Linked DNA regions of Mus musculus: all the other regions are linked to region 2. Evidence: chromatin loops called from intact Hi-C (ENCODE). Cell type or tissue: gastrocnemius. All regions are shown on one strand.

Region 1 (2,500 bases), 52 kb before region 2:
TCCTACACGGGATGTGAACCACAACTTTGCCCTGAGAATCCACGCAGTATATGTTATCCACCCAGATGGCACTACAGAATTTATTTGTGTTTTATATATGTCTTCTACACAGAGCCCGGAGGTGATTTTAACTAACGTATTTAATAATTTCATGTACGATGCAAAGTTTGTATGCACCAAACCATCGGACTTGTGACATGATTTTAGAGGTCTGGGATTTCAGATTTTCACATTAGGGAAAGGCCTGTGTCAGAAAGGAGGCTGAACAGAGCAGAACAGTCAGCTTTCCACCATTAATTTTTTTCACTCTTTTAGAACTTAAGTTGACTCTTAAGTTCCTTGATGTAAGAGGAAAAGATGGCATCATTTAATGCCAAGACTGAGTATGGGTTTGATGTAATTGAAGTATTCTTACAGCTCTGGGCTTTAGAGCAGCTCAACAGGTCCAGCCCAACCACTCTGGATCAGGTTTAGGAGATGAGGCAGGGGTGGCTGGCAATGAGTAGATCTCTTACTTACATAGGCACAGCATTCCAAATCCACTCATCACAGTAAAAAAAAAAACCAAAAACAAAACAAAACAGAAACAAAAACAAATACAAATGCACTGTCTATGGACATGGAAAAATTAATGCATAAGCTGTCATCCATTCCTACAGTGGAAATTGTATACTGGGTAAGATAGAAGAAGTATAGCTAACCTCAGACATATGGGGGAATCTTATAAGTACCCTGGTTCTTCTTGTCTGTGGCTTCACGTTATAGGCTTCCAATGAATGATCCCTATTCTGTAGTGATCTAAAAATGTTAAATGGAAAATTCTAGAAATGATTAGTCCATAAACTGTAACTCGTGTTACCCCCTTAAGTAGGAGTGAACGTTTGTGAGGTTCTGGTCTGTCCTACCCAGGATGTGGAACACAGCTTTGTCCAATGTATCCAGGAAGTGTGTGTTAGCCATCACTTTGAAGCATCCCCCAAAGTTAAGAGGCACTACTGTATTTGCTGAATAAGAAAAAAAAAAAAAAAGTCTTAGAAAATAACACATGGTAGGGCCGAATTTTATAACACTCAAGAGTAAGAACAACTGAAATGCATTGTTTGGCTGCAGACAGCGACGTGGGGAAATTAATAGAGGAAGAACCAAGTGGTGAGTTCCAAATGGAAAGTCCTGGAGGCTTCTAGAAGCGCGGCAGAGTGGGATGGGGTGTGGCCTAAGGCAGCCTGGTATTCCTTTTCTGGCTGCTGTGACCGGGACAGAAACACTTAAAGAAAGAACAGGATCTCAGAGGATCGAAGCCATGGCCTCTTGGCCCCTGTGTGCACGGATAGAAAATCATGCTGGTGGGAGGGTGTGATAGGGGGAATCTTCTCCCTTCACGGGGGTACAGGAAGCAGGGTGAAAGAGACACAGAAAGGGGTCAGGGCCAAGATATACTCAAGGGTGCCCCCCCCCCCAGGAACCCTTCTTCCATTGGGTAAGTCTAATTTCTCAAAGTTGCCAGAGCTTCCCAAAGACCACTACCAGAGGGCAACCCAGCATTCCCAAGGTGTGCCTGTAGGGGGCATTGCTTTGTTACTTTTCTGTTGCTGAGCTAAAATATGAGCAAAAGGAACTTAAGGAAGAAAGGGTTTATTCTGGCATATGGTTCCAGTGGTACAGAATCCATCATGGTGGGAAAGGCCCGGCAATAGGCAGGACACGGTACCAGAAGCAAGGAAGCTGACGGGTAACATTCCCACCCACACACAGGAAGGAGAGAGAAACAGGGGGAAATGGGGGGCGGGGAAAGGAAGTGACAAGAAGCTAGAAACCCACAAAGTCTGCCCCAGTGATGTCCTTCCTTCAGCAAGGCTCCACCTCCTAAAAGTTCCACAACCTCCCCAGACAACGCCACCAGCTGGCGACCAAGTATTCCAGGACCACAACCTATGCGGGCGATTCGCACTCGGTGGAGCCATTCACAAGGGCACTCATAAATATTGGCGGGGGGGGGGGGGGGGCGGGGCGGGGTAGCACCTCGTTTACTCTGTGTGGAATGCTGGTGTGGGACAGAGATGTGCACAAGAGTGAGAAGATGAGGGGAGGGTTCTGACCGTCGGGGTGGTCTCTGAACTTGAAGCGGCAGCTCTGGGAAGCAGAGAGCAGAAGCTACACTGCAGGCCAGCACAAGCAGCAGACCATCAGAGGTTTGAACAAGCAGAGTGAAGGAGAAAGGGCAGAGAAGGAAGCCTTCTCTAGGTGCCCTCGGTAGTAGGAACACCTCCCCCTCCCCCACTCTATACTTTCTTCCAGGAACAGCTGGCCCCAGGGTAACAGGACTCCACTCAGACTAGCTGTTCCGGCCTGAAGGTCATGAGTCTCTGGCCCAGCCCAACGCAGGGAGAAAAGGAAGGGCCAGACTTTCTCTTGTACTAGAGGTCTGAATCCTGTAAGACTGAAGGAAGAACTCACAAGGTAGGGATCCTGGGTCTCCAGAGTGCTGGCAAGGTCCAAGCCA
Region 2 (2,500 bases):
GGAAGGGAGGGAGGGAGGGAGGGAGGGAGGGAGGGAGGGAGGGAGGGAGGGAGGGAGGGAGGGATGAAGGATGCATTTGATGTTCCCACCCCCAGTTCCAGTATCCTATACACCCCTCCCCCCCCCAAAAAAAAAAACATTCCTAATATGTTGGAAATCTCTTGATCAGTTAGGAATGCTGCCCACTGACTCCCAGTTGCTGTCCTTGTCTTGATCCTGGGTGCTCAGGGGATGGTGAGCAGCACTCAGTGAGAGGTGTCAGGCAGTTCTCAGTGAACCCCACAGCTGGAGGCCGTTTTTATAGCAAGCTGTCTACCAGCTTTTAGAGTCTTGCTGTGGATGAGTCTGTGCTGGCCAAAGAAAGGAAAACCTAAGCAGAGAATGTGGAAGCCAGCAGGCAGTCTGAATTCAAATCCTGGTTGGCCGGATGTTAGCTGTCTGAGCTGAACAGGTGTATCCTGTGATGTTTAGCCGTCTGTGAGATGTACATTTAATTTTATTTTTTTTTAATTTGTGCTAGGGATTGAACCAAAGGTCTTATGCATGCAGGCAGGCACTCTACCACTGACCTACACCCTCAGCCGTTTGCTGGGGGATTCTAGGCAGGGGCTCTACCACTGAGCCACACCCCCAGCCCCTCACTGGGGGATTCTAGGCAGGGGCTCTACCACTGACCTACACCCTCAGCCTTTTGCTGGGGGATTCTAGGCAGGGGCTCTACCACTGAACCACGCCCCCAGCCCCTCACTGGGGGATTCTAGGCAGGGGCTCTACCACTGACCTACACCCTCAGCCTTTTGCTGGGGGATTCTAGGCAGGGGCTCTACCACTGAGCCACACCCCCAGCCCCTCACTGGGGGATTCTAGGCAGGGGCTCTATCACTGAGCCACGCCCCCAGCCCCTCACTGGGGGATTCTAGGCAGATGATTTACTTACTGCTATGCAAAGATATCAGCTCCCCCTTTTTATTTACATTTCTCTGTGAGACCCTTTTCTCTAAGTTACTTAGGCTGGCCTTGAACTCACTCCAAAGACCAGGTAGGCTTGGACTTTGTGGTCTGCTAGCCTCAGCTTCCTAAGTAGGTGAGAAGATAGGCCAGTGCCACTGGGCCTAGTAATGTTCTCCTACGAAATATTCCCAGAATCCAGCTTTCTTCCCTGCGCTGCCCCCTGCTGGCCCAGCCTCTGTCCCTGTCACATCGAGGTCATAGTCTGAACTCTAGCTCTTCTTGCCCTACAGTCTGCCCCTACCAGCAGCCAGAAGCAACTCATACATTCCCCCAATCAGGTCAGTGTGTGACCCCTTCCCCGAGCTGAGTCCTGGTCCAGCTACAAGCCAACTCTGCCAACCTCTCTCTGCCTCCTGGCTGCTCCTCACCCAACTCCCCGCCTCAGCCTTCAGATCTCCACTTCCTGTTCCTTAGTTCCCCTGGCCTAGTTCTCGGTTCCCTCTCGGATCTCAGCATCCTTCTCACCTCCTTCGTTTCTTTCTCCTAGCTGCTCACGCGGCACATTCCCAGCGAAGCTGTCCATGCCTGCCCACTTACAGCAAAGTGCAACGCCACCCCCACCTACCAGCTCCTCCCTTCTGTCAGCCTCCACGTCTCCATGGCCCCTTCTGCTGAGGCACAGGACACGCTTCCGTTATTTGTCCTGCTCATTATCTGTCCTCCCTCCTGGGCTTTGCACTCCACACAAGGAGAAATGCTGTGATTTTTGTCTACAGCCTAAAATAGGAACCAGTGTGTTCAAAGCTGGTTGGTAAATAGAAAGAAATGCCCTTACAGGCTTTGCCCTGACTCAGGTGTGAACAGGGCTTCTCTGACTTTATGGGGACAAATGGAGGACCAGGGAGCATTGGTTATCCACACAGACTGCCCCAGCCATCCTCAGACAGAACCACTCCTGCAAGTTAGCCTTCTGATACAACCCAGTCCTACATTTTGCCCCCTCTCTCCCTCTTTTCCCCCTCTCTCCCTCCCTTTTTTTCTCTCCCTCCATTCCATTCTTCTCTCCTGAGACATAACGCAGCCTTGATTGACCTCATTCTCATGAGCCTCCTACCTCAGTCTCCTGAGTGCTGGGATGCTCTCACACCTGACTCTTGTCAGTTTCTTTATGATGTATTGGCTGGGTGACTTTTGTTTTGATTTTTGAAACAGGGTAGCCTTGACTGGCTTTGAATTAGAAACGAATCCCACTCTGGCCTCAAACCTTCAGTACCTTTTCTGCCTTAGCCTCCCAAGTGTTGGGACAGTAGAAGCCACCCCACCTAGCTAAGGTGACTCTGGAATCTAGAGTCACTGTTTAACTCCATCTCGCAGGTTTTGCTTTGGTGACAGAAGAGCCTGGGTTCTCCTCGTTTCCTCCTCTTCCTCCTCTCCATTATTATCATTATCATCATCATCATCATTAATCGAGACAGGGTTTCTCTTTGTAGCTCTGGCAGTTCTGGAACTCGTTCTGTAGACCAGGCTAGTCTTGAACTCACAGAGATCT
Region 3 (2,500 bases), 70 kb before region 2:
CTCCCAAATGCTAAAATTAAAGGCATGCACAACCAGGCCCGGCTGGAGTCTGGCACTTTGGGTGCTAGACTGCTGCCCAGTGAGGCTCTGGGATCAATCTGGCTCTGAGTTCCAAGCCAACCTGGTCTTACATAGCAAGTTCCAAGACCTATGTAGTAGGACCTACCTCAAGAAAATAAAATTTAAAGTAATTAATTTTTTTTAAAAAATTCCCAATTCCTGAGCACCTGCCTCCAAAGACTATGGTTTTTCCTGGTCTAGAGTGTGAGGAAATTATTATTTATTGTTCTTATTATATGAGACAGAGTGTCTATACTTAACCCTGATGATAGTACATGCTTTTGATCCCAGCACTCAGGAGGCAGAGGCAGGCAGATCTCTGAGGCCAAGGCCAGCCTCATCTACAGAGTGAATACCAGGACAGCCAGGGCTACACAGAGCAAGTCTGTCTCCAATCACAATAGAAAGGGAAAAAGTAAACGTGTTTTTATGATTGAAATATGGCTCAGTTAATGAAGTGCCCAGGATTCATGTGAAAGGCTCAGTGTAGACCTGTAACTCTAACACTAGGCTGGCCTTGAACTCACAGAAACCCACCTGCTTCTGCCTCCCAAATGCTAAAATTAAAGGCATTAACCGCCAGGCCTGGCTGGAGTCTGGCATTTTGGGTGCTAGACTGCTGCCCAGTGAGGCTCTGGGATCAGTCTCTTTCTCTATCCCTAGGGCCATGGCTTCAGACAGGCATCACCACGCCCAGGTTTTTCCACAGTGCTGGGGATGCAAGCTCAGGTCCGAATGCTTGTGCAGCAAGCACTTTACACACTGATCACTTTTCAGCCCTAAGAGTGTGTGTGTGTGTGTGTGTGTGTGTGTGTCCTCCAACTCTGAATACAGTTGCAATGCCAACTACATTTTTCGTGACTACAGGGAACATTTGGACCATGGTGTCATTTCTCCAACTACCCTCCCCAACTGATATCCTACAATTCTTATTGAATTAACTTTCAGTGGCTGTATCCTGACTAGGTCTCCCCTCACGCACCTTCTTAGCTGCTTCTCCTCTGGCCTGCAGCTGTGGTATCTCTGCTCTTCTGCTCCTCCCTGAAGCACTGGGATGTCCCTTTACCACCATGTTGCATCATTCTCCATTTCTGTCACATGGGATCAACTCAAAAAACAAAAATCTTGCCCCAGAGGGAATAGCTGGTGAGGCAGCTTGCTGTAAAAGGACTTGCTGAGCAAGCCTGAGAACTCGAGTTCAAGCCCCAGGACCCACGGAAGAGGAAGGCAAGAACCAACTGCACAAAGTTGCCTTCTGAAGGGGGCTGGACAGTGGTTAGGAATGACTGCTGCCCTCAGAGGAATAGAGTTCCCTTCCCAACACCCACATTAAGTGGCTTATGACTGCCTGTAAATCCACCTCCAGGGGATCCAACGCCCTCTTTTGTCATCTGAGGGCACCTTCATGCACTTGACAGAGACACCAGACACACACAACACATGCATATGGGTTTTGTTTTGTTTTGTTTTTTAATCTTAAAAAAAAAAAAAGCCAAAACAGGAAAAAAAAAAAAGTCATTTATTCTGAGCCAAGTACAGGTGACCGTGGTCCAGGAACACAGATTCAGGCTACCCCAGATGGGGCCAGAGAGCCATGAGACTGGGGTAGCCAGCCCGGAGCAAGAGTGAGGTTGAGACGTGTCCAAACCTCCGATGCACGTAGCTTGTTCGACCCCGACCTCTGCCACCCCTGAGGTAGTCACATAGCCAGGTGGCCAAATTACAGCTTTAACTTCCTCTCTCCCTGTAAGGACATGCCCAACAAGGACCTGGAGTTCCCCTTTATGCAAATGAAGCACTCCCAGTAAGCACCTCGGCACCAGTCAATAATGTACACTCACCCCCAAAGCCCTTATTCACTCCCCAAAGTTTATATAGCTCTTGTTATTCCAATAAAGGAGAACTATTTCACTGAGAACCTCTCAGCGAAGACTTTGTCTCCCCAGCACTTAAGCCAGCTGAGATCCTGCAAACCCATGCGGAGAAGCTTCGTTCTTTCTGTTCTGGCCCCCGGTGCCTAGATACCCCGAGGGCAGGAGCAGAACTTGGCGGCAACCCCAAAGGACGTGCTGCGTGATAGAAGTACTCATATAAACTACTTTAAGAGCCACAGAAGATGGAGCAATTCCTGTACCAAACACGTTGGTGGGGCCTTGAAGTTAGCAGGTGACACCAGGAAGGGACGAATTTTTCCTACAGGCGTCAGACGCTGTCTTTACCATTCTCAGTGTTGGGTACTGGAAGCTAGCGATCCCCTAGGCGATAACATTCCTAAACGCATTACCTAGAGCTCCAAGATGTTAGGTCAGATGTGGAGGTCGGTAATGCCTGGCTATTAAGGGGACTGAAGACAGGCTGAGGTAATGTTGTCTGTCTGCAGCCCTCCACCTGTCCACAATTACAAGGTTCCACCACTCAGCCAGCCTGCATGGCCTCCAAA

The links. A loop is a pair of places that touch in the nucleus more often than their neighbours do. Peaks named below come from ENCODE experiments on the same cell type or tissue, not always from the same donor. Only the 100,000 strongest peaks of a DNase experiment are listed, where the experiment ranks them.
Region 1: it touches region 2 in a loop (2.8-fold over the local background); 3 of 42 quality-filtered maps call a loop at or near these places.
Region 3: it touches region 2 in a loop (10-fold over the local background); 11 of 42 quality-filtered maps call a loop at or near these places.

Annotation. Positions count from the first base shown.
Region 1 is chr7:31,155,793-31,158,292 of GRCm38, reverse strand. It overlaps a transcript of Gramd1a not described here. Among named protein-coding and RNA genes, the nearest start is that of Gm10640, 5.3 kb to the left of the region's middle. In gastrocnemius, a CTCF peak has its summit at 1,551 (motif pointing right); a DNase peak (open chromatin) is centred at 1,559; H3K4me3 peaks cover 1,046 bases; H3K27ac peaks cover 1,426 bases.
Region 2 is chr7:31,104,245-31,106,744 of GRCm38, reverse strand. The region is part of intron 5 of Hpn (hepsin); the gene reads left to right. Among named protein-coding and RNA genes, the nearest start is that of Hpn, 9.8 kb to the left of the region's middle. In gastrocnemius, a CTCF peak has its summit at 1,173 (motif pointing left); a DNase peak (open chromatin) is centred at 1,167; H3K27ac peaks cover 955 bases.
Region 3 is chr7:31,173,978-31,176,477 of GRCm38, reverse strand. No RefSeq gene overlaps it. Among named protein-coding and RNA genes, the nearest start is that of Gm10640, 13 kb to the right of the region's middle. In gastrocnemius, no CTCF peak of the experiment used is centred here; no DNase peak of the experiment used is centred here.